7 separate regions of the Homo sapiens genome follow, and all the other regions are linked to region 1. A link is a loop called in an ENCODE intact Hi-C map of the cell type or tissue named here. Cell type or tissue: endothelial cell of umbilical vein. All regions are shown on one strand.

The links. Peaks named below come from ENCODE experiments on the same cell type or tissue, not always from the same donor. Only the 100,000 strongest peaks of a DNase experiment are listed, where the experiment ranks them.
Region 2: a loop joins it to region 1, with 7 times the contacts of the local background. A loop is called at or near these places in 2 of 110 quality-filtered maps.
Region 3: it touches region 1 in a loop (4-fold over the local background); 6 of 110 quality-filtered maps call a loop at or near these places.
Region 4: a loop joins it to region 1, with 6 times the contacts of the local background. A loop is called at or near these places in 2 of 110 quality-filtered maps.
Region 5: a loop joins it to region 1, with 14 times the contacts of the local background. A loop is called at or near these places in 100 of 110 quality-filtered maps.
Region 6: it touches region 1 in a loop (3-fold over the local background); 2 of 110 quality-filtered maps call a loop at or near these places.
Region 7: it touches region 1 in a loop (5-fold over the local background); 10 of 110 quality-filtered maps call a loop at or near these places.

What each region holds. Positions count from the first base shown.
Region 1 is chr16:87,061,032-87,065,031 of GRCh38, reverse strand. LINC02181 (long intergenic non-protein coding RNA 2181) reads right to left here. Exons shown (of 3, transcript NR_126008.1): 2 at 3,848-3,974; 3 at 1,041-2,280. Among named protein-coding and RNA genes, the nearest start is that of LINC02181, 5.2 kb to the right of the region's middle. In endothelial cell of umbilical vein, a CTCF peak has its summit at 2,158 (motif pointing right); DNase peaks (open chromatin) are centred at 101, 571, 1,091, 2,181 and 5 weaker places; H3K4me3 peaks cover 2,715 bases; H3K27ac peaks cover 3,292 bases.
Region 2 is chr16:86,739,781-86,743,780 of GRCh38, reverse strand. No RefSeq gene overlaps it. Among named protein-coding and RNA genes, the nearest start is that of LINC02188, 20 kb to the right of the region's middle. RefSeq lists an enhancer at 748-1,494. In endothelial cell of umbilical vein, no CTCF peak of the experiment used is centred here; a DNase peak (open chromatin) is centred at 2,450; H3K4me3 peaks cover 681 bases; H3K27ac peaks cover 2,187 bases.
Region 3 is chr16:86,822,576-86,826,575 of GRCh38, reverse strand. No RefSeq gene overlaps it. Among named protein-coding and RNA genes, the nearest start is that of LINC02188, 100 kb to the right of the region's middle. RefSeq lists an enhancer at 1,780-2,428. In endothelial cell of umbilical vein, no CTCF peak of the experiment used is centred here; DNase peaks (open chromatin) are centred at 1,495, 2,175 and 2,465; H3K27ac peaks cover 2,896 bases.
Region 4 is chr16:86,662,933-86,666,932 of GRCh38, reverse strand. No RefSeq gene overlaps it. Among named protein-coding and RNA genes, the nearest start is that of LINC02189, 57 kb to the left of the region's middle. RefSeq lists a silencer at 1,775-1,824 and enhancers at 1,925-2,054, 1,831-3,030. In endothelial cell of umbilical vein, no CTCF peak of the experiment used is centred here; a DNase peak (open chromatin) is centred at 2,262; H3K27ac peaks cover 2,949 bases.
Region 5 is chr16:86,562,076-86,566,075 of GRCh38, reverse strand. It overlaps FOXC2-AS1 (FOXC2 antisense RNA 1), which reads left to right. Exons shown (of 2, transcript NR_125795.1): 2 at 758-931. Among named protein-coding and RNA genes, the nearest start is that of FOXC2, 2.8 kb to the left of the region's middle. In endothelial cell of umbilical vein, a CTCF peak has its summit at 2,106 (motif pointing left); DNase peaks (open chromatin) are centred at 945, 1,335 and 2,115; H3K4me3 peaks cover 1,846 bases; H3K27ac peaks cover 2,418 bases.
Region 6 is chr16:87,386,806-87,390,805 of GRCh38, reverse strand. LOC124903747 (a long non-coding RNA gene) reads right to left here. Exons shown (of 2, transcript XR_007065168.1): 2 at 485-1,044. It also overlaps a transcript of FBXO31 not described here. Among named protein-coding and RNA genes, the nearest start is that of MAP1LC3B, 3.5 kb to the left of the region's middle. RefSeq lists an enhancer at 2,035-2,634. In endothelial cell of umbilical vein, no CTCF peak of the experiment used is centred here; a DNase peak (open chromatin) is centred at 2,265; H3K27ac peaks cover 2,552 bases.
Region 7 is chr16:86,759,138-86,763,137 of GRCh38, reverse strand. It overlaps LOC105371392 (a long non-coding RNA gene), which reads left to right. Exons shown (of 3, transcript XR_933864.4): 2 at 335-405; 3 at 1,201-1,640. Among named protein-coding and RNA genes, the nearest start is that of LINC02188, 39 kb to the right of the region's middle. In endothelial cell of umbilical vein, CTCF peaks have their summits at 1,621 and 1,824; a DNase peak (open chromatin) is centred at 1,857.

The sequences.
Region 1 (4,000 bases):
GTGATTTTGCCGACTTCCTGGATGTTCATTTCTGGTTCTGCACAAAAGAGTCACATTTCCTTTTGGAATCAGGACCAGGAGACAGAAGCGGACTCGGGAACTGTGAGTGCCCCCCGGTCTTCCCCGGCGCCTCTGACCCCTTCCTCCATCTCGCCGCCTTCCCTGCCTTCAGCGCGGAGTTCCCTTTCTCCAGGGCTTCTTGTCTGAACTCACCCCCTCGGCTCTCAGCACCATTCTCCACTTTTAGGAAAAGAAACTCTACAATTTCTATGCAAACATCGGATAAGAAGGGGAGGGGGAGTGACTTTGATTTTCATTTTAAGACTCTGAAAGACGGAGAAAGTAAGCAGAAGCGGGCTGGTGTATTTCAGAGGCTCCCAGTGAGTCCCTACTAAATTTACCTAATAAAATGAATTTTTAAAATTTTCGTTTTCTCATTTCATTCCAGCAGAAAATGAGTTTGCCTTTATAATGTCCAGATCTTTCCAACTCTATTGAGTGAGAAATTAACTTACAAAATTTAAATACTTTGGTACACACATGCACACACACCCGAAATGAAGTAAAGTGTGCCTGTAACACAATAGCAAGCCTGATTTTAGGGTCCTAGGACACATTTTTTTTAATGATGTGTAATAAAGAAAAATCAGATTCAGTTAAAAAAATTTCTCTCTTAAAATGGGTGAATTGTAATACTCAGTAAATTTAATTGTAATTTTTATTTGTTAATATAAGTTGCCTTTTTAAAATCTTCTGCACGTCTTGTCAAATTATTGAGAGGACTGCAAAGAAAACATATGTTAATGTGCTAGGCCACAGTTGACTCCTTTCCTTTCCACGAAACTAGTCCAAGTAGTGTAGGAAATTATGAAACTATAGAGTTCTCTGTGAAAAGAATACCCTGCCTTTCATTTCCAAGATAAAGCAATTAATACTGGAATTTCAAGGCAAATCTAATGATCAGTTAGGAGGGAAAAGGAGGAGGAAGGCAGGATGGTTATTTGCGTAAGAAAGTCCAGAAATCGACATCGGACAGATGTATCGTGGAATGTGATGATATTTATAAGGAAAAATCACATAAACTTTAAAAATGAAAGTTGTTTTGCTTAAACGACTGAAAAAAAGAATTCAGAATAATATTTGGGTTATCCTAGTTTTGTACGCTTGTGTTCACCAAAGCGTTCAGGGTCCAGGAGGATTAAAGAGCTCCATCACAAGGAGTGTTTTTGTGTGTGTGCATGCGTGTGCGTGTCTGTGTGCGCGTGTGTGCGTGTCTGGGTGCATGTGTGTGCGTGTATGTGCGCGCGCGTGTGTCTGGGTGCGTGTGTGTGCGCACGTGTGTGTCTGTGTGTGCGTGTGTGTGCGCGTGTGTGTGAGTGTGTGTGTCTCTACCCAGCTCTCCTACACCTTAGCCCCAAGGATGATGGGGAGAAAAATGTGGGAGCTGACTAGGTGGAACCAAATCTTTACTCCAGAAATTTATAGCTAATATAAAACTCTTAAAAATGAAAAAAAAACAGTTTTCTTACCTTTTTAAAAAGTCTTCTCTTTGGGGGGTTATGTCAGGGGATAGAGGAATGGGCTTGAGCCAGTTTTCAAAATTGCTATAGGCCAGGCGTGGTGGCTCCTGCCTGTAATCCCAGCACTTTGAGAGGCCGAGGCGGGAGGATCGCTTGAGCTCAGGAGTTTGAGACCAGCCTGGGAAACATAGCAATGCCCTGTCTCTACAAAAAATTTAAAAATTAGCCGGGCGTGGTGGTGTGCGCCTGTGTTCCCAGCTGCTCGGGAGGCTGAGGCAGGAGGGTCGCTTGAGCCCAGAAGGTCCAGACTGCATTGAGTGGAGATCGCACTACTGCACTCCAGCCTGAATGACAGAGTGAGACCGTCTCAAAACAAAAACAAAAACAAAAACCAACCAAAAAACCAAAACCAACTCCCTCCCCGCCCCCGAAACAACAACAACAACAACAAAACCCCCAAAAACCAAATTGCTATAGACCAATATTTCCAGGTCCCTGTGATTTTGATTAGAGAGTTTTGTTCTTGTTCTTCTGTTCCGTAAACTATGGTATTCTACCTCTTAAACGCATTTTTAAGCTTTCTAGTTTGGATGGCCTTAAACAGAGAAGCCCGTCCCTGGGTGGGGAGGTTTGTCCGCTGTCCAGTAGATGGCGCTGTGACTTCTAGAGTGAGGGGGGTGGGGGTGGGGACGACACCGCGTCGCAGCCCGAAGTCACAGGGGCCACCCCGTCGCCTCTCCCAGGGTGTATCCATCGGGCTCTAAACCCAAGAAGAAAAACTTTTTGAGGCCTCTCCTGAAATGTGCTAATCTATCAAAGAGCATTTATAGTATTTAAGCCAAATGTTAATTAACAAATAGCTCACCCTCCTCAAACAGTCTGAGATAGTGCCCAGCTAGAGTTTAAAGAAATACTTCCTGGAAATGTTTGAGATAAAAATGGAATAACGTAGTAGCTATTTCAATATTTTATCAGTTGCCCATATTTAAAAAAATAAAAGATCCTCACCTTTCTCCTAGAGTAATCATGAAGAACGTACATTTTATGTTATATGAAATGTTATGTGCGTAAAAATGGTCAAATGAAACCAGGCAGGTATAGATAATGGTAGTCTCGCCTTCTCAAAAAGCGTTTTCCTTTTCATGCAGTGGTGGCGTGAATACGCACCCTGGACATTGTATTTCACTACATCAGCACCTGCTAAAATGGTAAACCAGCTTCTTAGACGCGTTAAACCTCCACCTCCCTTGAGTGATTCCAGGGTAATCTTCTCCTCTTCCCCACTCAGAAAAGTTTCTAGTTTATTTTAAAAACAAACATTTTTCTATCCCCATCTCTTGCTACAGAGAATCTCAACTAAGGATGGTGCTTATCACTCTTCAACATATTTGATATTAAAATTAAAATAATTTTAAAACAATTTTGAATAATTTCAATGTTTAGACTCTTCATGGGATGACGTGATTTCTTACTATGTTTTAAGTAATGATTTGCGATATCTTTTTTTAATTTAAAAAGAAGTAGTGTGCATGTTGACAAGTATTGTAAACAAACTGGCATTCAACAACAGCAACAAAAAGATTTATTCCTTTTCCTAAGAATGATGTTATCCTTTATTCTGGAAAAAAAAAATGAAGCAGTATTCATTTGCCTCCAGTTTGAAATACTACTTAAAGACTTAGAAATATGTAAATGTAGCTTAGGACAATGACTTCATCGAGCCTGGTAGTAATTAATCTTGTACAGTTCTTTAAAAATTTAATTGAATGACATGTTAGTTTTATAGTTGTATGAATTTAAAAATTGTGCAAGTCACTCACTATTCATAACTCGAGCCTATGTATTAATAAAATGATTGTGCAAAAAACCAGCTGTTTAAATAAATTCTGTTCTGCTTTAAAGATTTTGCCCTTTGGGGAGAAAGTCATTTAAGTATTGAGTGGCAGTGGCCAGTGAACAATAGTCAAAATGTAAATAAATCTTCCTGAAACTTAGTTCTAATTTTCTTGAGCAAGATACTAACCCATAAAAAATAAACATTGTTTATTGAACCACGTTTGCATCAGTGAACCTTTGTAAAATGATATGGAGAAAATATGAACTTCTATGTCCCAAGTACTTTACTTTGCTTCCTTAGCAGAACAGAGAGAGCTATTCGATAGGTATGAACTGAAGAAAATAGAATTAGTGCCTCTGGTGAGAGAGTCATTCAGATTTGTACAGTTGCACGGAGGTGATCATACTAGAATTAACACCAAAAAATTGTGTCATTTGGCATCTTGGCTTAAGGGATAATTTAATTACACCACCTATTAGTGTTGACTTACGTTTCTGCGCCAGCCAGCCTTCTTATAATCTTGTTTATTTCCAGAAATCACATTTGTGACAGCTCTAATAGGCCATTCAACAGCAAAGATTTTCTCATTTAGTTGAAAATATTTCAGGCTTCAGAAACTAGCAAGGAAGGAAAGGCATATTTA
Region 2 (4,000 bases), 320 kb after region 1:
ACTGATGGCGGTTCCACCAGGCCTAATCGCCACACACCAGCAAAGGCAGGTTATGCTATAGTACAAGCCACTAGCCAGCCTCTTAGAACCTCTCATTTCTTTTCCATCGTGGAAATCTATCCTCAAGAAAATAACTTCTCAGTGTTCCATCTGCTATTCTATTACTCCTCAGGGATTATTCAGGCCCCCTCCCTTCCCTACACATCAAGCTCGAGGATTTGCCCCACCCAGGACTGGCAAATTAGCTTTACTCAACATGCCCTGAGTCAGATAACTAAAATACCTCTTAGTCTAGGGAGATGCTTTCACTGGATAGGTAGAGGCCTTTCCTACAGGGTCTGAGAAGGCCATCGCAGTCATTTCTTCCATTCTGTCAGACATAATTCCTCAGTTTAGCCTTCCCACCTCAATACAGTCTGACAACAGATGAGCCTTTATTAGTCAAATCAGCCAAGCAGTTTTTCAGGCTCTTAGTATTCAGTGAAACCTTTATATCCCTTACGGTCCTCCGTCTTCAAGAAAAGTAGAATGGACTAAAGGTCTTTTAAAAACACACCTCACCAAGCTCAGCCACCAACTTAAAAAGGACTGGACAATACTTTTACCACTTTCCCTTCTCAGAATTCAGGCCTGTCCTCGGAATGCTACAGGGTACCGCCCATTTAAGCTCCTGTATAGACGCTCCTTTTTATTAGGCCCCAGTCTCATTCCAGACACCAGACCAACTTAGACTGTGCCCCAAAAAAACTTGTCATCCCTACTATCTTCTGTCTAGCCATACTCCTATTCACCGTTCTCAACTACTCATACATGCCCTGCTCTTGTTTACACTGCCGGTTTACACTGTTTCTTCAAGCCATCACAGCTGATATCTCCTGGTGCTATCCCCAAACTGCCACTCTTAACTCTTGAAGTAAATAAATAATCTTTGCTGGCAGGACTATGCTGAATCTCCTTAGGCGCTCTCTAATCAGATGTCCTGAGACATCCCAATTCTTAGACCTTTTATACCTGTTTTTCTCCTTCTCTTATTCCATTTAGTTTCTCAATTCATCCAAAACCGTATCCAGGCCATCACCAATCATTCTATACGACAAATGTTTCTTCTAACATCCCCACAGTATCACCCCTTACCACAAGACCTCCCTTCAGCTTAATCTCTCCCACTCTAGGTTCCCACGCCGCCCCTAATCCTGCTTGAAGCAGCCCTGAGAAACATCGCCCGTTCTCTCTCCATACCACCCCCCAAAAATTTTCACCGCCCCAACACTTCAACACTATTTTGTTTTATTTGTCTTATTAAGAAGGCAGGAATGTCAGGCCTCTGAGCCCAAGCCAAGCCATCGCATCCCCTGTGACCTGCACGTATATATACGCCCAGATGGCCTGAAGTAACTAAAGAATCACAAAAGAAGTGAATATGCCCTGCCCCACCTTAACTGATGACATTCCACCACAAAAGAAGTGTAAATGGCCGGTCCTTGCCTTAACTGATGACATTACCTTGGGAAAGTCCTTTTCCTGGCTCATCCTTGCTCCAAAAGCACCCCCACTGAGCATCTTGCGACCCCGACTCCTGCCCGCCAGAGAACAAACCCCCTTTGTAATTTTCCTTTACCTACCCAAATCCTATAAAACGGCCCCACCCTTATCTCCCTTCGCTGACTCTTTTCGGACTCAGCCCACCTGCACCCAGGTGAAATAAACAGCTTTATTGCTCACACAAAGCCTGTTGTGTGGTCTCCTCACACGGACGCGCATGGAAGTGATCTTTGCTATTCTGGGTTTGTCTGCTGGAGGAAGAGGGAAATCACCTATTTGATTTTGTATTCATTCATGTCCTGTTCCTGGAGAATCTCTGTTGTGTGTCAGGCACAGCTGAGCCTCCCTGTATAGCCTCCTCTATCTTCCACCTACAGAGGAGGAAATGGAGCCTCAGAATCAGTGCCTTTCTTGTTTGTAAGAAACAGCTATGAATGCCTAGCTCCCCCTCGAATTTCAGTACTGCGTCCCACCATGCCGCACGGTGCCGATGAGCCGGCTGGACCTTCATGGCAATGGTGGCCCTCTAAAAATAGGATCCCCCACCCGGAGGAATGGGGCCACCACAGGAAGCAGCTCAGACCACTTCCAGGGGACATTCTTCTGCCTCCAGTAAGCTGAGGATAGAAGTGGAGCCGCTGACGGATGAATGGACTGTTTGCCTGAGTCATAAATCAACAGGGACCAGCCCTGCCTCTGAACGATTCTGGTCTCTACACTTCGCTCCTGATCACAGGCTGCAGAGGAAGCACGTCTCCCAGGCTGGGGCCGGCATCCGATCCAACGCTGCCTTTCCCTCTAGCAGCGGCTCCCGCAGGGAGGGTCTCCCTGTCCCTAGAACCGGAGCGTGAAAGTCAGCAAAGTCCCATAAATCACAGGAAATGAACTTCTGCCTCTTTAAATTCCTGCCGCCGTCCCCATCCCTCCCACAGCCACAAATAGATTTCTTTCAATATTGGCTCTGACCTCAGCCCTCCCCGCCCCCACGTCTCCTTCTCCACGTTTTTTTTTTTTTTTTTTCCCAGCAAACCCTACAAGGCAGAACTTACCCTGCTGACCTCACCAGCGTGGTTTCTTCTGTTGTGTGTGTGTTTTTGTTTTGCTGTGATGCCGATGACTTGCGGTTTGCCTCACACTTTGTAGTGTGCGTGGCAGTCGTATAAGAAAACAGCAAATTTGTCAGTTAGGCTTGTTATTTATTACAGGAACCATGGGGATGCCAGGCAGCCAGGCTGGCCCCTCCGCCCGCCACCTACCCCACGGTTGAAGGGGCTGCACTGGCCGGGGATGCCAGACCAAGGGCCCAGAGAAGAGGCACGGCTTCCGAGGGTGAGGAACAGCGAGGTCCTGGCAGCTGCCTCTCTTCGAACACAATGTTGAGGAGATGCTTTTTGTTTTTGTTTTTAAAATTCATTTCCATTGGTTTTTGGGGAACAGGTGGGGTTTGATTACGTAAGTTCTTTGGTGGTGATTTGTGAGATTTTGGCGCACCCATCACCCGAGCAGTATCCACTGCACCTAATTCGTAGTCATTTATCCCTCACCCTCTTCCCACCCTTCCCCACCGAGTCCCCAGAGTCCACTGTATCCTTCTCAAGCCTTTGCATGGGAGGATGCTTTTAACTGGTAAAAGGCAATAGTAGAAGTAACAGCCCGAGGGCTCTCCGTGGCCAGTGCCTCCCGAGATCTCGAGGGCACCCCTTCTCCCGCCTCCCCTCCCACCTCCACCTAGGCCACACGGGCCATGCCGGCCCCAGAGCTCCCGTGCCACGGGCAAAACACAGCTGTGTCTCAAAACCCTACGCCCAAAGTGCCTTCTCCCAGGCTTCCTTCCAGCTCATCCGCCACCTTTCTCTGCACTTGGCCCAGACGTCGTCTTTCAAGTCCGGCCTCCCCTAGACCTCGGCTTCTAAAATTGCAAAGCACCCGCACTCCAACAGGCCTCCGTGCCTGGCTCTCCTCTACACCTTCGTCCCCACCTGCGTTACTGATCTCTGTGACTTACTGGCTTCTTCCCCCGAGGAGGGCATGAGCTGCACGACAATGGCTTTGTATCTGTGAGAAGCTCTAATCGTATTTGCTGTTTATTGTGGGCTGGGTTGCATCCCCCCAAACTCACACGTCGAAGTCCAACCCCCAGGATGTCATAATGTGACTGTGTTTGGAGATAGGGCATTTATGGAGGTAATTAAGGTAGAATGAGGTCACCAGCATGGGAGCTAATCCAGTAGGACTGGTGTCTCCGTAATAAGAGGAGATGAGGACACAGACACGCACGGAGGGCGACCTTGTGAGGACACAGAGAGAAGACAGCTCTTACAAGCCAAAAAGAGAGGGCTTGGAGGAAGCAGTCCTGCCGGCACCTTGATCTCAGACTTCCGGCTTCCAGAACTGTTAGAAAATAAATCTCTGTCATTTAAGCCACCCGGTCTGTGGCACTTTATGTTCAATAAATACC
Region 3 (4,000 bases), 240 kb after region 1:
GTTCCATTTATACTATTATCCTCCCCCTAATATTTCTTCTTTAAATCAACTCATTTTCTGACTTTACCTTATTTTAAAAGAACAATTGTACAGCACAGACCTTCGTGAAAATAGTCATTTCTCATTGCCATCAGAAGCTGCTATAAAAATAAAGGCAAGAAACCACACCGCCATTATTAAACTCTTCCTAGACACCGTGGCTTGCAGCCCAAGCCTGCTCTAGCTTGCTAATGGAGGCAGCCAGGATGCTTGAGAGAGGCGTGGGGAGGTGCTCGGGGCTCTCGTAATTACAGAACTTCCCTTGCGATTTTCAGTACTGCCGAGTGTTCCACCTGAAGTCATTGCTCAGGTGAAATGAGTCCCACACCAGGTGCTCTGTCTGGAACTTCCCAGAGCCCGATCTGGGTGCTGTGGGCTTGTGGGCCCTCCGTGGCTCTCTGTGGTTGCAGAGGGATGAGAGGACCCTCTCACCTCCACATCAGCACACCCTCCACTGTGTGTTCACAGCCAAGTTCTCAGCCACCCCTCTCTCCTCCATCTGCTTGGGAGCTGCCTGTCCACTCGCTCCTCCTGCACCAATGATCTGCTGATTAAAAAAAAAAAAGCCAGGCACAGTGGCTCCCCTGAGCTCTCAGTGTGTGTGGCTGGCTCTACAAATGGCCTCATGTACGCCTCCAAATCTCACCACGCACAGGGCTAGGCTTATCTCCATTTTACAAACAAAGACATGGAAGTTCAGAGATGTTGAGACACTTGCTCAAGGTCACACAGCTCAAAAATGGCAAGGCTGGGACTCAAACTCAGGCCTGGCTCCAGCATCCACGTTCCTGACCATTTGGGCAAAGTTACATAAAGATTTTCTGGGTTTGGCAATAACAACATGTCCCCAACTAAGGTGTCATTCACTCCATTCCCCAGGTTATGGCATTACTCATTAACATAACAATTCCATCAGGGGGCTCATTTGCAAATGCCTGTAGCAAAATTGAAACGGATTCATTCAGAGGGGATATCCTAAAACAGCTCATTTGCAGAAAGCCCCTCCCAGCTTGGAAATAGCTGTCATGTTCCCATCCCGTTTAATGATAACAATCAGAACTTTGCTAAACATGGATTACTTTATCCCCTTTCACAGAAGGGGACATTGAGACTCAGAGAGGTGAAGAATTTGCCCAAGATCCTCACTTATTAGTGTGGTGGGAGTGAGGCCAGAAATCCAGGCAGTCCAGGCACAGACCTGAGAGCAAGACCCTCCCACCCTAGCACCTCCCTCCTGTCCACGGCAGCAGCTCAGTTCTCCTGAGAGTGAGGGAGGGGCGGGTGGAGCCCGGGAGACTGGCCAGGGAGCTGGGGAACGTGGGACCTGAGGGTCGAAGGCTGAGAAGAGCCGAGGAGGAAGGTGTCATCTTCCAGCCAGGCTCTCTGCTCTCTGCTCCTTGTACTTGTTGATTGGAGAACCCATGATGTCGCAACGACAGTGGAGGAAATGGTCGTCTAGACACACATCTAATTACCTGCTGTGAAAATCCCCACCGGGATGTGTGCCACAGGCAGGATGACCTGAGGCCACATTCATCTGAGCCCTCCGTGACGCTCACATGCAGGATGACCTGACGTCACGTTCATCTGAACCCTTGTGCCGCTTGGCATCAGCTGGGAATGGGACAGGCTGGACTTCGCCTGCTGCACCCCTTCTAGCTGGGGAACCCGGTGGGTGGGGATGGTTGGTGGTTTCGTTGGTTTGTTTTAAAGCTCCCTGAGGCTCAGTTGTGTTGTCCACAGAGCAGACTTCCTGTCTTGAGCACCTGCCTTGTTTAGGCTTCCCAGCAGCAGGTAAACAGCGTGTCCCTTTGCCTCCTGCTTCCAAGGTAAGTTTCCCAATGCCCCTTGCAGGAAGGCAGGAGCATGTCATGCCCTAGTTCAGGAGGAGGCAGCGTGGGTGCAGGCTCAGGCGAGGGTGGTGCTGGAGGGATCTGGTTCTGTGGGTTCTGTCAAGACTGCCACGGCTGATCATAGCGCTGTGATGCCACCTGCCAGAGGCCTCAGCCGTGACGTCTTTGCTGGAGCGCACTCCAGTGGGATCTAGGCATTGCTCCTGGTTTCCACACGTCCCACAGACTATGTGAGAGGAACTCCTGAATAAATTCTCTTTTCTGCGTCAGCTTCCTCAAGTGGATTCTGTTATTGCAACTGCAAATCCTGACTCACACACCGTCTCACAGGGTGGTTCCAAAGAAGAAGCGTGGTTGTGAGTTGCTCAGCATAACGCTCCACACGCAGTAGGCACCCCGTATACAATTGTTGAATGAATGAATTAAAGAATGAATTCATGGAAAGAAGGCATGGGGCAAGGTGTCCTGCACCTGGGAACTACTCACTAAATATGTGTTATTAGGACTGATCACGACGATTATAAAATAATTATAATGCAGCCTTGAAAATAGCCACCAGCCTGTGTGCATCTGGGCAGCCAAAGAAAATATGAGTCACCGCCGTAACCATCAGGGTTATTGCCAATGTCCGGGCCCAGGTAGAATTTCTCTGTGGCTTTGAGGTTAAGACAATAAATGTGTGGAGAAGTGATATCTCTCAGGCTGGAGGCTTTATGTCCGGGGTGCAATTTACCACGACTTCTTTTGTCTCTGCCATGGCGCCTGGCAATGTTTGAATGCTGGTGGGGTTACAGCTCTCTGCAGAAGCATAGTAGAAAAACAAGATCAAGGTCACACAAAAGAGGGTTGTGTGTTTGTGGCAAACCTAGTCCAACCTGGCTGGTAGAATAACCTAAAGGCAACTGTCAAATCAAGTGGAGTGAGGCACTTCAACCTCTGTCCACCAATCTGCTGTGTTTTTCTCTTCTCTCTGTGGGTTTTGAGCCAGAATCTATTTCCAGTTCATGTCTAGTTAAATGTCTCTGTTCTCTTTGGTTTAATCACCAAGAGCAGAAAGCCATGACGAGGGCGTCTCTGATCACAAACGAATCTGTCTGTGAAAATGCTCTTGGCTGGACTCTGCTGATCTTCATCGTAAAGCCCGTGGGAAGCTCTCAGGGTCAATATTCGGCCTTGTTCATAAAATCACCTAAGAAGGGTCCTGGTTTGGCCCTCTGTGATGGCTTGCATGAAACGCTGTGCAGCACCTAATAGGGCCTGCATTCCTCTAAACCGTTCATGTTATTTTTGGTGTGGGTGAACGAGGTTTGTTCGTGAGAATCTGACTATTGAAAACAGGCAGTGCAGATAAATGAATGGCTATCTCTGGTGCATGCTTTGGGTATATTCCAGATGTGTCAACTTGTAAACAAAGGAGGTGTCCGCTCCATGCTGGGGACCGTGTGGGCAGCTGGGTGGCTGTTGTTGGGTGGAGGTTTACACAGCAATGTCCCACAAGCCCCGGGTGCTGCCTGTGACCACCACTCCTCCCTGACAGGGTTCCAATGGGAATGGGAGAATTTGAATTCTGTATCACTGGCTCGTCTGTTCACTTCATGCCTTTGGAGGCCTGGTGATATAATTGTCTATGAATAGATGATTAGTACTTTGACCTTATGCATTAATTGACTGCCCCTAAAGATCTGGAAAAATGGATTTCAGTCTCATTCAGGGAAATGTTCAGAAATTTTCTGAAAAGACAAACCATACGGTAAAATGTGGTGATTGCCTTCATGGGGCCTGTGCACGTGGGTGGATGTTTGATGCCAAGAACTGGGTCAAAAGTAAAGATCTTGGCTATGGAAGGTGAAGAATGTGCACTGCCCTGTGGCGACCGCATCAGCACCCCTGGGGCCCCAGTCTCTGCAGATTCCGATTGTACCTGGTAACCTGGTCCACCCCTGACCTTTCCCACCTCAGAAAATGGCATCTCCACGGAACCAAACGCTCGAAGTTGCCCCAAGTCTCCTGTTTTGGTCACTTCCCTTCCCCATCCATCAGAAAACACTGCCGGTTCCACCATGAGAATCTATCTTGGATCCACCCCTTCCCATCAACTCCCGCTACCT
Region 4 (4,000 bases), 400 kb after region 1:
TTTACCTACAGCTCACCACCATGGCCTAAAGACCACTGTTGGGGGTCACTATCAGACCCCTTGCTGGAGGAATACAGCCATGGGCATCTCCTGAGCGCTCTCTTCTGCAACTAGAGGGAATCATCTCTCCATCATGATCCAGGAATCAGCAGTTCCTGGGTGATTTCCTGTTGTTTTCAAGCACTCCCAAAATCTGAGTGTTAGGAACATTTTCTTGACACGTAGCAACCCCAGGAGTTCATTGCTTACCTCCACCACAACACTCACATCCTCAGCAATTACACATCATGCCATTTTCTTTGTCATAGGGCTTTCCTTCAAAGCAGTGCACACAGGTATGAACGCTTCAAACCACACACACGTGTAGGTAAAACGTGAAAATTCCCCATGCTAAAGACCACCATTGCCAAGAAGTGTTCACACCAGCAAATGTACATACACCCCCTGAAAACATTTAAATTCTTATGAACTTAAATTTTTTAATAGGTGAAATATTAGCATTAATAGAGTTGCAATAATCAAAACTCTATGAAAAAAGCATACTCAGAGGCTTTACCCCCTCCTCTATCCCTTCCACGCTTTCCCACTCCCTGTAGGTAATGAGGCCCCTGAATTATTCCTTGTTTATCGTTCCTTCATTTCTTTGCCAGAGGCATATTATCTGCATTTTGCCAAAACATGGTATGACATGCTTTCCGTTTTGTGCTTATGTCTTTTTTTCCTTGTCATTTTACTCATTTTACCTTGGCTATCACTCCACTGCAGTTCATAACACACTGCCTCACTGTTTTTGACAGCTGCATAGTACTCCACTGTATGGAGGTACCATAGGATATCCCATTGGATATCCTAGTTGTGGGCATTTTGGTGCTTTCCAATACTTGGTAATTATAAGTTGTGCTGCAATGAATGACCTGTACACATTTACTTTCCTCTTGTTAAAGCATGCATCCTGTAATCCCAGCAATTTGGGAGGCCAAGGTGGGCGGATCACAAGGTCAGGAGTTTGAGACCAGCCTGGCCAATATGGTGAAACCCTGTCTCTACTAAAAATACAAAAATTAGCCAGGCCTGGTGGCACGTGCCTGCAGTCCCAGCTACTCGGGAGGCTGAGGCAGAAGAATCACTTGAACCCAGGAGGCAGAGGTTGCAGTGAGCCGAGGTCGCGCCATGGCACTCCAGCCTGGTGACAGAGCGAGACTCTGTCTCAAAAAAAAAAAAAAGCATGCACAGACTCTGGGGCTAGACAGCCTTGGCGGCAGTTCTGTCTCTTTAAATCATTAGCCTCTCTGTGCCTTGGTCTCCTCATCTGTAAATGGAGATGATAAACAGTACTCTTTCTTTTGGGTCATGGTGAGGATCGAATGAGCTAACATGTATAAAAATGCTTAGAACAGTGCCTGGCACCTAGGAAATGCTCAGGAAATGTCAGTTGCATGAGTCTGTACCAAACATTGTCAGTGTTCCAGCCATGCTGGTAAATGTTTAACAATGAGCTCTCAAAAAGAAAACCCCGAATTATGGCACTTGCCAATTTCCATGGTGTAAATACTCCCACATGGCTGACATCAAACTAAATTAATGGTTGTCTCCACACATGTAGCTGGGAAGCAATGCTCACACCCCAGAGGGAGCTGGCCCCGAACACCCCCCTGTGCCCTCTTGCCTGACCCGGTTTGGACACCAGCTGCCTGGCGGCCAGTGCTGGGGCGTTTTGTCCGGTGCTGCCCTCAGAAGGCACTCTGCCTGAGAGTACGCAAAGCCAGCAGTGCCTGGGAGTTTACAGCCCCCAGGGGGATCTTGTGGGTACAAATACTGCAACTGTTGGCTCTGATTGGCTGGCTCTGGGATGTGACTTCCTCCCTAGAGGCTGAGCCAAAGGCATCTTCAGCTGACTTTGCTTGAAGCCTCACCTTGGCTTGGCTTCCTGCCTTTTTTCCTCTCAGTTCCTCTTCCACCTGTCTTTGCAGATAACTTTCCTGGTAACTTCCTTTCACACGCAACCTTGTCTCAGGGTCTACTTCTAGGGAACCCACGTAAGGCTGCATCTCTAGATATCTTTTTCCCTTAAATGCCCTGGGGTTTGGGAGAGTTTCCCACTCAATAATACTCAGTAAGCTTTCCCATTAACCCCGCTATAAGCTTTTCTTGGTTTCCTCTGTGTCTGTGCCCCAAGGTGTGTCTGTCGTGGGGGGATGAGTCATGGAGCAAAGTCCTCCCCACTGACTCAGCAATGCCATTTCCTGCCCACAACCTTCTAGAACTCTTGCACTTTGACACAATGGGGACCAGCCCACCCCTGATTCACCAGCTCAGTTTTCTGTCACATCCTGTACTTTCCCTGAGGATTTTTCTGTTCTCCTTCTGACCAGAGTCAACGCCAACCAACCCACAAGCAGCAGAGAACAGAAACGTGGCCAGATGGTCTCCAATACGGATCAAAAACATAAAGAGGCAAACGTGGAGGGGCGGAAGGTCCTTGGCCCTTTTCTCTTGAAATTGAGTTCGCTGTGTTGAAATGTCCATCGTGTCTGCATCCCCTTCCTGGTTTTCCCCAAAGAGGCCGTGGCGGGGGAACAGGTGGCGTTCCATGTGGTGGCAACATGAAGGGATCACTCGCCAGCGAGCATAATCGCTCTGGAAACATTCGGAATACTCATATGTTCTGTACTTTTCCCCTGAGTCAATAAGGTAGAAATGCATCAGGAGAAAGTCAAAGGTTTCTGTCAAAATCCAGACCACAGGGAGAAAATGACGAGTTGATGGGGCTCACCCTGTGATCAATTTCTCCGTGAACCTGACAGGGAAGTCTTCTTAGAGGGCACCTCAGCGTCTGAAGTTGGCTTTCACAATGAGCAGAAGGTGAAAAGCTGCCAAACAACAGCCACTTTCAAAATCCAGTGAAAACAGAACTAAGCCAACAAAGGAATAACAAGGTCCCAGGTTGCAAAACAAAACAAGTTGGGAAAACTTGTCCAAGAGCTGTACTGAACTCTTGCATGGGCGCTGACGTACACAAATCATCCTCATCACCTCTGAAACGAGGCAGCTCTAAATTACTTCTTGAATTCCATATGGTTAATCTGCAGGCACAGGAACATGCTTTAGGGTGAAATTTAGTTGTTGTTGTTTTCACTGGGCTTGCAATAACATATTGTAAATGACTAAGGCTAGATGACACTTTCACACCAGTCTTGAAATCATCCCAGTGATCTTGACCCAATGCCAGATGAGGATCTTGGTGCAGATAAAGCGACTGTGCTTCTTCTTCCTGCAGAATTAACATTAACAATCCTGCACATTAACAATCTAGAACTATGTTAGCCAGGGTATTTGAGGCAGAATTCTGAACTGAAATTGGTCGTCTCCTAGCACAATGATTTTTAAATACAAAACAAGCAAACACACAAAAAGAAAAAAAGAAACAACAAGAAATTTTAAAATGTCGTATCTATCTTATGAAAGCCAAAATGAAAGATTGGCAACCTTTCCTGAATATGGGCATTGTCCACATCTAATCTAGATGATGTGGGTCCAGTTTTCTCTTTCTTCAATCATCTGATGTTTTTACATTCAAATTGGTAGGAAAAGGATGCTTTCCAGTTTAATTTTCTTTAAAATAATTTCGCAGATTTCTGAATCCATATGCAATTTTTAAGAGCACAGACTTTGGACTCAAAAATGAGTTTAAATTCTCAGTCTGCCACTTACAAGATGAGTAAGGTGAAAAACCCCTTCACCTCTGTAAGCCTCAGGTGAGTATCTTATAAGGTTGCTGGAGAGGTTACGAGACACAAGGCATAGAAAAGGGCTTCCTGTGTTATAGTCTGCCCATAGAGCAAGCACGTCTTTCTTTCTTTCTTTTCTTTCTTTCTTTTCTTCCTTCTTTCTTTTTTTTTTTTTTCATTGAGATAGGGCCTCACTCTGTCACCCAGGCTGCAGTGGAATGGTGCCATCTCGGCTCACTGCAACCTCCACCTCCTGGGTTCAAGCCATTCTC
Region 5 (4,000 bases), 500 kb after region 1:
AGTGACTCTGCTATTTCCCCCTTTCGTCTCCCGCGTGGACACTCGCAGCCTACCAACTTCAGCTTCGAAACTCGTCTCCCTTTTCCCAGGTAGAAATTCCCTCTAACAAGCTGACCCCGCACTCCCAGAAGACCGGGACAATGCAGCGACCCACCCGGGCCAGGCAGAGCCGAGTTCCTGGGCCCTGCGAGGAGAAACCCGAGCCTGTTTTCCGCGGGGGCTTGGCTCGAAGGCGCGCGCAATGAGCGCCGCGCACCGCGGGCACCAAGCGTGGACGTTTCCCGTGGCCCAGGCCGGCGCCGGCCGCTAACACCGACCCTAGGGCGCTGTCCCTGCCTCCTGCTCCTGGCAACGTCCCCCTGGGAGCCTCCAAGTTGCTTTTCTATATTTCAGCCTTTTTTTTGTTTTGTTGGGTGGGTAGGGTGAGTTAGGGAGCGCGCTCCGTGGGAAGACTGGGTGAGCGGTTGATTGCAAACGGTTCAAGATCCCTTCGGGATGATATTATTCGGCAGGCAGACCTGGAGCGACTTGGATCTCCTTCAAGGATTTCTCCTTCCCTCTAGGAATCCCGGACAGTTTGTTTATTTGTGGACTGATTATTTATTCCTTCCACACCTCAATAATCAGATCCCCTTTTCCCACTTTCCCTGAAGGAGTGAGACACCCCTTTAACAAGGCTAAACACGGGCAGAATTTTGGAAGTTGCTGGTCTGGTTGGGCAGGGAAGAGGGCTTCAGGGAGAACATTTGTATTTCAGGTTTCCTTGCACCCTTCCTGGCTGTTCATCGGCTGCGTATTCGATTCTCAGCAAAAGGATGTTGAGACAACCCACCAGGCCTCTTCGCTTCGGCCTCTTCGCTTCGGGGAGGCGACTAGAAGGCAATGGGGCGTGCCACTTATTTCCAATAAAAGAACAGAAGACGAAAATGTAGATGCATTATCTTTGTCTCCTGATCAATTCAAAGCCAAAGGGAAGCTACAAATCAGGTTCCTTTACCTTGAATATTCCACTTCTGAAACATTGTTTTTATGAGTATTCTGGGCTCTTTTTCTAACCTGATCCTTTTTCTTCTTTCTTTGAAACAAAGTAAAATAAAGCTGCCCAGTTCTCAGCTCACAGGCAAATGATTTGAGCTTTCTGCCCCAACCCTAAACTCCCACCATGACTTTATTATTTTTAATAAGCTAGTATTTCCGCATCTAGCTTAAAAAAAAAAAAGGACTAGCAAAAAGTGCCCTTCTCCTGCAGCGCATGACAGGCACACTGAGTTCGTGTCACGATTTTACTGGAAATGCAAACTATTGATCAAGAAACACTCCTCAGCCTGTAGGCTTCCTGGAGGAATATTATTTACTCTGCTTTTACGAGGGGTGTGTGTGTGTGTGTGAGAGAGAGAGAGAGAGAGAAACAGCTTTATCACAGCAAAACCTAAAATAGCTAAGGACTATGAAAAAATAAATTCCAAAATGGCAGTTGCTGCCTACGTTTGTATTCACAAGGGTGTCCCGGTTTAAACCAATGTCATCTGGGGAAACAAACAAACAAACAAACAAACACCTAAATCGAGTCGCCCAATATATTATCCACCCTCCCCCGCCCCAAAGAAAGGAAAAGGGGAGGGGAAAGAAATTCGTCTCATCAAGACAGAAAAGGTGAGAGAGACACTTCCCTTTACCCCTGGAATTAGGTTTCTTGTTTGCTCAGTGGGACTCCGGGAAAGATGTTTGTTCAGGTTATTAAAACAACGCCTTCCATACACCTGGACTTTGCAAAAACCGTATTTCCCAGCTTTTCTTTAACCTGCCAGGGTATTTCGGATGGGGGGCTGCTACTTTCTGGCTGATTTTCCCCCTTCTTGACCTTGTAAGTCAGTGAGCCGAACGCGGAATCGGGTCCCAGAGGGCCTCGCGTGTTCCTGGAATAATAAGCGGCGATAAAGCCTAAAGGTATTTAATTCGCCTTCCGCCCCCACCGCGCTGCGCTCCTCCCGGCCCGTGGCCGCTGCACCTGGAGCGGCTGGGCGGACTCCGTGGGTGTTGGCGTCATCTTGAGGCCAACCAGGGAACTACTACGAGAAAAGGAAAAAGAAAAAGACCGCCCGGCCCGCCCTGCTTATCATGAAGGTGCTGACACCTTGTGGATACTCCTGGGCATTGCACGGCTGGAATGGAGCCTTCAGAAATCTGTAAAAGCAGAGAAAGGAGATAAACTGCATCGCGTCGATTAAAAAACATTTCCCGTAACTTCGCAACGTGTCAAGAACATGATCTGTTGGGAAACAAAAATGTCTTTGAAACTGCTCGGGGAGCAAGAAATTTTCTCTAGGGAAACTTGCTGGGGTTTTCCCCAAATAAAATCTATGCCTCTTAGGTGGCTAGAAGTCTGCATTTTCTTCCCCCGGAGTTGTTGAACAAATTGCCTCGTCCATGTTTTCCCGCTGCAGCTGTCTTTCTGCCCGAGGTGTGGCGTGAGCTTCAGGGAATTCATCAGAAAGCTGTTTGTGCTGGTCGTGTGTTTAGAGGGTTGGCTTGAACAAGAGGCAGACTTTGAAACTGGGCAGCAGCCACTTCTACTTTTGAGGTACAACAGAGAACTCAAAGAGGGGACAAGTGAAAGGAGTTTTGTTTCTTGTCTCACTATTTCCCATTCATTCATTTCAATATCCTTCAAACATTTCTTTTCTGGGGTCACGAGGTGCCTTGGTTTTGAGGAAAGGGATCGGGTGGCAGAGGAGTCCCAGGCTTCCAGAAGCTGCCTGAGAACCGAGGAGCCCTTGGGTTACACAAAGTCGGCGCCACCTCCTAAAAATCCATTGTAATCCGGCTTCTAAACTTTTGTGGGACAAAAAAAGTGTCTTTTCTAAAACTCAGTTCAAGCTCATTTTACTGTGTGTGAGTTTTCCGGTGAGTGAAAGCCATGCTGCGCCATCGACAAAGGGCAGGGCCAGAAAGGACTACAGAAGCGGGTGGGTAGTGAGAACTGCTGTTGGTCACAAGGATTAAAGAAACTCAACAAGTAAACGCAACCCTCAATCCTAGGCGGAAGAAATTTTTTTTTCTTTTTTCTTTTTTTCCTGTTGTTGTTGAGACGGAGTCTTGCTCTGTCGCCCACGCTGGAGTGCAGTGGCACGATCTCCGCTCACTGCAGGCTCCGCCTCCCGGGTTCACGCCATTCTCCTGCCTCAGCCTCCCGAGTAGCTGGGACTACAGGCGTGCGCCACCACACCCGGCTAATTTTTTGTATTTTTAGTAGAGACGGGGTTTCACCGTGTTAGCCAGGATGGTCTGGATCTCCTGACCTCGTGATTCGCCCGCCTCGGCCTCCCAAAGTGCTGGGATATTTTAAACAGCAACCAAGGACAGGTTTGAGGAGACTTGGGAAGATTTGCATCTGGGATGTGTATGAGATAATAACCTTGAATCAAGGGTAAGATTCTTGCGTGCGATAATTATACATGGTCAAGTAAGAGCATGTCCTTGCTTTTAGAAGGTACGTGTCAAAATGTTTGGGGCTGATATTCATCATCTCTGCAACCTTTAAAAAATTCACCCTGCCGGGCATGGTGGCTCATGCCTGTAATCCCAGCAGTTTGGGAGGCTGAGGTGGGAGGATCGCTTGAGCTCAGGGTTTCAAGACCAGCCTGGGCAACACAGTGAGACCCTATCTCTATAAAAAATACAAAAAAAAAAAAAAAAAAAAAAAAGCCGGGTGTGGTGCTGAGCACCTGTAGTGCCAGCTATGTGGGAGGCAGAGGCAGAGAATTACTTGGGCCTGGGAGGTTGAGGCTGCAGTAAGCCATGATTGCACCACTACATTCCTGCCTGGGTGACAGAGCAAGACCCTGTCTCAAAAAGAAGAAGAAGAAGGAGAAGATTCAAAAGATTCAACCAAGGTGGGGTCAGAGGGGAGAAGGAGGGCAGAAGGTCGTGCAAAGGTAGTAAGATGAGAACAGTTGTTGAACCCGTGGTGCCTGGGTATTGATTGTATTGTTCTTGCAAT
Region 6 (4,000 bases), 330 kb before region 1:
GGGCAACATAGCAAGACCCCGTCCTCCACAAAAAAGAAGAAAAAAAGTATGAAAATATATTTCTCGCGCCAGGTGCGGCGACTCATGCCTGTAATTCCAGCACTTTGGGAGGTCAAGGCAGGAGGATCACGAGGTCAAGAGTTCGAGACCAGCCTGGTCAACATGGCGAAACCCCCATCTCTACTAAAAATACAAAAATTAGCCGGGTGTGGTGGCAGGCGCCTGTAATCCCAGCTACTCGGGAGGCTGAGGCAGGAGAATCGCTTGAAACCGGAAGGCAGAGGTTGCAGCGAGCCAAGATCCTGCCACTGCACTCCAGCCTGGGGGAAAGAGCGAAACTCCATCTCAAAAAAAAAAAGAAAGAAAATATATTTCTCAAAGTGCTTTTATACAGTTGGGATTTCTTCTAGAGAAGCCAACTACTGTCATAGATCCTTGTATAATTAATTTACTCCCACCATCAGAAGAATGACGTTAGTTGTAGTTCTTTATTACACCACTGTTTATTTTATTTATTTGTTTTTTGAGACAGAGCCTTGCACTGTTGCCCAGGCTGGAGTGCAGTGGCGTGATCTCAGCTCACTGCAACCTCCACCTCCCGGGTTCAGGTGATTCTCCTGCCTCAGCCTCCCCAGTAGCTGGGAATACAGGTGCCTGCCACCACGCCCAGCTAATTTTTGTATTTGTAGTAGAGAGAGGGTGTCACCATGTTGGCCAGGCTGGTCTTGAACTCCCGACCTCAGGTGATCCACACGCCTTGGCCTCCCAAAGTGCTGGGATTACAGGCACGAGCCACCGCGCCCAGCCAATTGTACCACTTTTTGTGAAATAACGGTGCATTTGTGCAGGTGGCACTTTCTGTCCCTGATTTTTTTGTCATAGTTCTTTACCTCAGACATCTCTGATAGTCATACAATTAATAAAGAAGAGTACTTAAACATTCTCTCTGGTTTCCAGATTCCGAAATTTTTAACCTCTGAAGCTGTGCCTTCACATGATCTAGGACAGCGTTCAGAAGATGGCTACAGTCTGTTGGTTTGTATTCTGTGAAAATAGAAAAAAAAATCCGGTAAGCGCATATTATGTACCTACCTTCTGCCAAACAACAAAGTATCAGTTTTGAAGTCTTAAAGAGTGGAGTCTGTGTTGCTTTCTTTTCTGGATTTTTATGATATTAAGTATTGACTGGTGAGTGCGTTCTTGGCTGAGTTGCTGCTTTGTAAGAAATGGGCTTTTTCTTTCTCTTGCTGGACAACTGTTCCAAATGCAAGAAGAAGGGAAAAAATCGATATCTGGCATATGGAGATGGGGGAGGGGAAGCAGAGTCTCATATTTTCCCACCCTTGGGCATCCATAAAGCTTTACCAAATTACTCCAGGCCTTGGGTTCATTGCCAGAGGAAGTAGCATCGACAGTTGTGTAGTAATGGGCCAGGGTTACTCTGCGTGTTTTTGAAATATAGGACTGAAGTCCACATTTGCAAAGCTGACACTTCTACGCCTAACTTCTAATTCCAACTTGAATCTAAAGCCACATATCCTTCCATGGCTCTCAGAAAAGAATCCAAAATGATTGGGGTTTAAAGATGGCTCATAGGTTTCATTCCCATGTAAGAATAACACATTTAGTTAAATAATATATATCTATTGTATATATATTATAATAATGTACATTCATATACAAATAAATATAAGAAACAACTTCATGTAACTTTTGGAAGCATAAGTGTGCTTGAGTATTTATGAAACATTTCATGTGACCCAAAAGACTGCAGTTTAGTAGAAATTTAATATAGTAGTGAACAATATTCAGAGTGGTAAATTAATATTACTCATGAATTATTTTAAGCTAGTTAATATAAGCATAGTGTAATATAAACGTTAATGTTCCCTGTAATAATCCATGTAAAGTAGAAAAGCAAGAACACATCTTTCATTTTAATTTACTCAGTGTTTTCTCTAGGAATTTCATGGTGCCTTTAAACTACCAAATAATCATTCATTCTTCAAAGTCCAGCAGTGGCACCCTATTCCTTTTTTCAAACCAGGAAATGACCATAACCGTGGGGAAATGATGTAACTGCTAAGAATTGAATGTGATGGCCCAGCTTGAGTGATGTAAGTGGCTGTAAATCATGCTGTCTAGCTGTGTGTAAGAACCTGTCAAATGAATCACAAAACATTAACCTGACCTACAGAAAGCATCGGGGTTATTTTTTGCCACACTCAATATGGACGGCAAGTCACGCGGAGAATTTGCTCCAGGCCTCAGGCCTCCTCGGCCTCTCCCTCCTCTCCTCTTTCTGATTGGAAGAGAGAGGCCACCGGCTTTGTCGTCTGCACCACTATAGGCCCAGTGTCCTATCCATCGTGGTGTCATCGCTTTGCTCTTGAGAGCAAGTAAACAAACAAGTATTGCTCAAGAGGAGTGCAGGGAGCTATTCTCAGAAAGGATTTGGTCAGGAGGATTTAGGGGTTGACACTGAATAGACTGCAGTCTTCAGAATGTCTTCCCTGGAGAATCCAGGGAATAAGTAGCTAGAGCAGGCTGTATGTTCAGTGTCTTCCTCCCCAGGGAAGTCTGGCCTGTTCAGCTTCAAGAATCTGCAAAGTAGAACGCGTGGTAAAGCACTGACAAATCAGTCACGCGACCCGCAGCTGTTTCCTAAATGAGTGTGTAACACCAGGTGGAACGGGCTGAGGTTCCACCATGTTTTTGTTTGCCTGTTTGTTTAATTCTAAACAAATTCTGTAGGACTGCTGTGTTTATAGCTTTTGCTCCATTCTGGGACTGTTAACGTGTGCAACTGTGGAGGCTCCATCAGCCCGCTTATTTTAAACTGCAATCCTCTTGTTCAAAGTTTGAATATTTTCCCTTCTTTCCAGTTAGTGTGACTAGTTCTTTTGAGCAGTGGGTAAGATCCCATTTTTTCACATCCGGATGTTGAGAACTCATTGGGATACAGTTAACGTGGCTTTCTTTCTTTCTTTTTTTTCTCTCTGTCGCCCAGGCTGGAATGCACCATTGCCCAGTGCATGTGGCGCCATCTCGGCTCACTGCAAGCTCCGCCTCCCGGGTTCACACCATTCTCCTGCTTCAGCCTCCTGAGTAGCTGGGACTATAGGCGCCCGCCAACACGCCCAGCTAATTTTTTGTACTTTTAGTAGAGACGGGGTTTCACTGTGTTAGCCAGGATGGTCTCGATCTGACCTCATGATCCACCCGCCTCGGCCTCCCAAAGTGCTGGGATTACAGGTGTAAGCCACCGCGCCCTGCCCAGTTAACATGGTTTTCCTCAGTCCAAGAAATACTACTTGTGACCTTTGAGGCAACCAATTGGAAAATGCCCAGCCCTATATTCGACTTACTTCCTTAGATGTTATCAGTTCTCACTAACAAAGAGGTCATTATTGTAAAGCCTCATCATAGTGTTAAAACAAATGATCTCTTCTATCTAGTTCTTCCTCGTTTTAGAATGCACGCACCTTCCTTATTCTTTAAAGGATACATTTCTACATAAAGGATTGTAAACGTGTTCCAAGGACGTATTCAGCTGTCAGGATTCAATGTGTAGTAGTTTTCTGCTGGCACTGTCTTTCCCCTTGGGTTCCTTCCCACCAACAGGTATTGCTGAAGCGCTCACGGTCATTCTTTTCTTTCTATTATTATTATTTTTGTAGAGATGGGGTTTCACTTCGTTGCCCAAGCTAGTCTCCTGGGCTCAAGCAATCTTCCCTGCTCAGCCTCCCAAAGTGTTGGGATTCTGGGTGTGAGCCACCACTCCCAGCCTTTTCTTTCTATTCTAAATGGTCAGTGCTAATTCCATCCTTCCACAACTTTGGGTACACAGCCTTCCATTATTCTTGCTGTCTGTCTTTTGTCCCTCTAATCCTGTGCTTTTCATCCTTGGTTATTCATATATCACCAACCATCTTCTATGGTTACTATTTTCTTTCAAACAGCTCATTTTTTATTTAAGGTATATTAAAATAGATTTGCC
Region 7 (4,000 bases), 300 kb after region 1:
GCACTCCAGCCTGGGGGACAAGAGTGAGACTCCATCTCAAAAAAAAAAAAAAAAGAGATGGCAGAGAACAAGGTGGGGGGAGCCTGAGAAAAGCCCCAAAGTGGGGGCCACCATGGGACACTCTGGACACTCTGTGACCTGGACCAATTATCTTTCCTCCCTGGCTTAGGTTTGCTTGTCAATAGTAATAACAATGACAGCAGCAATCATAATTGCTGAATATGAATAGTCCTTCCTCCCTGTCTGCACAAAACCCCTCCTTTGGCTATGTCATACAGAACTGTGCCCATCATAACTTCGTGAAGTAGACATGAGCATTAATCCATTTTTACAGATGAAGAAACTGAGGCACAGGGATGTGAAGTAACTGGCCCAAGTGGGTGACAAAGCTGGGATCGGAACCAGGTAATTCAACTCCAGACCCGTGTTATTCACCACAAAGCTATCCTGCCTCCCTTGTGAAATAGGGGTTTGAGCTGGAGCTGGGGTTCTCAACCTGGAGTAACTAGGCAGTGGGTTTCAGGGATCCAGTGAGCCTCTGAAATGGACTGGAATGTGAATATACACAGGCATTTCTGCATGCTCGTAGATTGTGCTAGATTCTCAGAGGGGTTCCTAACCCCTCCAAAAAGACCATGAATCCGGAACCACCACATTGAGGACCTGAGAGCCCCCTCACCTCCCAGCATAGAAAACTTTCATCTCCAAGACAGAAACGCTGTGATCCATGGGCACATGGTGAATACAAGCAGCTGTCCCATTCCCGCCATATCCTCTGGGCGTCCACTCTCAGCACCCCCTCCCCACACACACCGCAGGGCCCCCTCCGGGTCATGAGCACGGCCAGCAACACCCTCCTCTGGTTCTATCTAGATGAGCCTTGTGCAGGCGTCTCCCCTCCTCCCTCACACCTCTCATCTTGTGCTTCTCCCTGTTCTCCTGCTTCTTCATGACCTACTTTTTGTTCTGTTCCCCATAGAAGAGCAGAAAAAGGAAAAAAACAAAACAAAACAAAAAAAGCCTCCGGGCAGCCCCGTGAGCACCTTGTCCTGGTTGCCTTCCTCATTCTGATTTTCCATGTTAGTGCAGCAGATACTGTGTTGGCTCAAAGCAAGGACACTCAGGCTTCCACGTGGATAAGAAGAATCTGCAAAATTTGCCTTAAAAAATGCAAGTCTCTTTTCGTTCTGATGTAATTAGCAGGTATTCACGATTGTGATGCAACCAGCCTCGGAGACACCCTGAGAAACGCCGCCTAATGGAATCCATCCCTCGGGACAGAAGCCGCCGGTCTTCCCTGACCGCACCCACTCGCCCCACAGAGCACCCCCTCCTTGTCAAAGCCGGCGACTCTGCAGGCTTCTGGTGCAGACAATGTGGCCACCAGATGCACGGCACCCAGCTTGCGGGGATGCCGGGCAAATGTTATTACAGCGATAACAGTGATTCTGCTTAGGATAACAATGATGGAAATCTGTATTAAATGACTTGAAACTGCTGATGCCTTTCCTTTTCCCCAAAGAGAAGAAAGGGATGCGAATGTGTCACTTGAACTGGCTGCTGCGGTTCATCTGGACTCCATCGTTCCTGCCATCATCTTTATTAGTAGCATTGTTTTAAAAAAATGAGTAAGTTTGAAACCACCAGGTGTTTTGAATTTTTATCTTGTTCACTTGCTTACATGAGGAAATTCAAATGGAGACCAATGCATTAGTAAAAGCCCAGTGGAAGGAGAGTGCCCCTTCTCTCCCGGGTGGGGGGCTCCCTGCCCTCCCTGACAGGCTCCCCCTAGTTCTGGGTTCTGGCTGCAGTTCCAGCCCCGACCACCAGGAGTTGATCTCGGGAGCGTTATCTGCGCAGCTCCTTCCCAGTCCTCCTCTGAGTCCTCCGTGACTTCAAGCAGCCACACGCCTCCTTCTCCCTCCCTGTTAATCCCCACCGAAAGCAGGCTTGGTGTGGCCGCTCCCCAGACTCACAGGCCCTTCCTGGTTATTTCTGCAGAATCCACTCTCCCTGTCAGTCTGGGAAAGAAAGCAGAGAGAGAAAAAGAGCTGTAGCGTCAAGGGGACTGCCAGATCCCGCAGCAATCCTCCGTGCTCCAGGGTCTCCTTCGGGCGCCTTGCAATCTCAGCGCCAGCTACTGAACACCTAGAGTATTGTTCAGTGGAGGATGCCAAGGGAGGCCTCGAGCCTGAATTAGCCCCGTGAAAGGGGTCTTGCTCCCCCGCTCATACGCTGAGGTCCAGGGAGCATAGGCAGCTTCCCCAGGGCGACCATAAGGGCCCGCACGCAATGTGGTGACCCCCTTTCCCTCTGTCGTTTGGCCACCTCAGCTATTACAACAGGAAGCCATTGGCCGGGCGCGGTGGCTCACGCCTGTAATCCCAGCGCTTTGGGAGGCCTAGGCGGGCAGATCACGAGGTCAGGAGATCAAGACCACCCTGGCTAACACGGTGAAACCCCGTCTCTACTGAAAAAAAAAAAAAAAAAAAAAAAATTGGCCGGGCGTGGTGGCAGGTGCCAGTAGTCCCAGCTTCTCGGGAGGCTGAGGCAGGAGAATGGCGTGAATCCGGGAGGCGGAGCTTGCAGGGAGCCGAGAGCACGCCACTGCACTCCAGCCGGGGTGACAGAGCGAGACTCCGTCTCAAAAAAAAAAAAACAAAAACAAAAACAAAATGCCGTTGGCATTTATTGCCAATACACAATGCATGTGTCAAAGGCACCGTGATGGGGATAGAATGGTATTTCTATGTAGCCTGGAAGAAAAAGTGAGAAAATATCCATTTTACTAGGAAAGCTCTGTCCCCTTCCCCACAACTGTGTAGACTGCAGGGTGGCCCTTTGGTGGTCTTTCTTATCTCTGCAAAAATCTGGGCAAGGGCAGGAGGATGAAGCGAAGCCCGGCTTTTTAAGTCTCGTATTGGTAGCTTTGACGAAACGGGTTTGTGCAGGAGGTGGAAATTAACTAAAATGAGATGGGAGGATTACGAGGGGATTTTTCCTACTCGGGCAATCCTGAGAAGAGAGGGGTGACTTCAGCGAAGGGGCACATGCTGAGCCTCCTCTCGGGGGAGAATTAGACTTAAGAAGCCACTTGCTGATAAGGGTTAATCCATGGCTAAACGCGACAGTACCAGAAGTAATTAACATTCCTTGACTCAGTTTCCCTTTGGCTACACGGCACTTAACCTGGTGAACAAGAATCTCCATTTGTTGTAATGAGCCCATCAGCCTAAGTCTTTGAGTTCTATGCTGTTTTTCCGTAGCTCTTCTGACCCGTGGGGCTGGGTTTCAGCCACTGCGATAGCTGGGTGTGTAGCAGAGCCCCAAGGAGGTGGCCCATCTCCCGTCCTTTTGCACTAAAACAGTTAATCCTGAGCCACAAAAAAGTACTGCAAGCAGCAGAATGCACTGTTAAGGGATTTTCTCAAACAGTGTCCAAAACAAGAAAGGAATGAGGAGGCCATTTACATGGATTAGGACCCTGGGGATGTGGTAACACAGGGTTTTTATTCTCTGCTTTTCTGTTTTTTCTTTTTAATTGACATCATCCCTTGATATTCCCCAAACAGACTCTAACTTTCTTATCTTATTGGAAAGCTCTAAAATGGAAGGGTAAAAGAAAATTCCAGAAACACAAAATTTCTGGAACACTCGAAAACAACGATTCATGAAAAATAAAAAATTAATTGAAGACTAAAGTGGGCCCATGTGCAAGACTTAAACGGAGGCACGATTTAGCACACTTTGCATTTTGCACCTACATGAAGCACTTAATTTGTCTGGGAAAAGAGAGTTGGGGGTGGGGAGGGCCATATGCTGGAAAATGAAACCTTAGCTGATGTGAAAATAAGATCTTGTGCCTTTCAGGTTATTTTTAAGCTTCTCTTTTAAATGAATGAATTTTTTTTTTACAGTGCCCGATTCCAGATTATCTTCTATAATTGCATTATCCTGAGATTTACCAGGATAAAGTGACCCAGCTTAGTTGCAATAATCA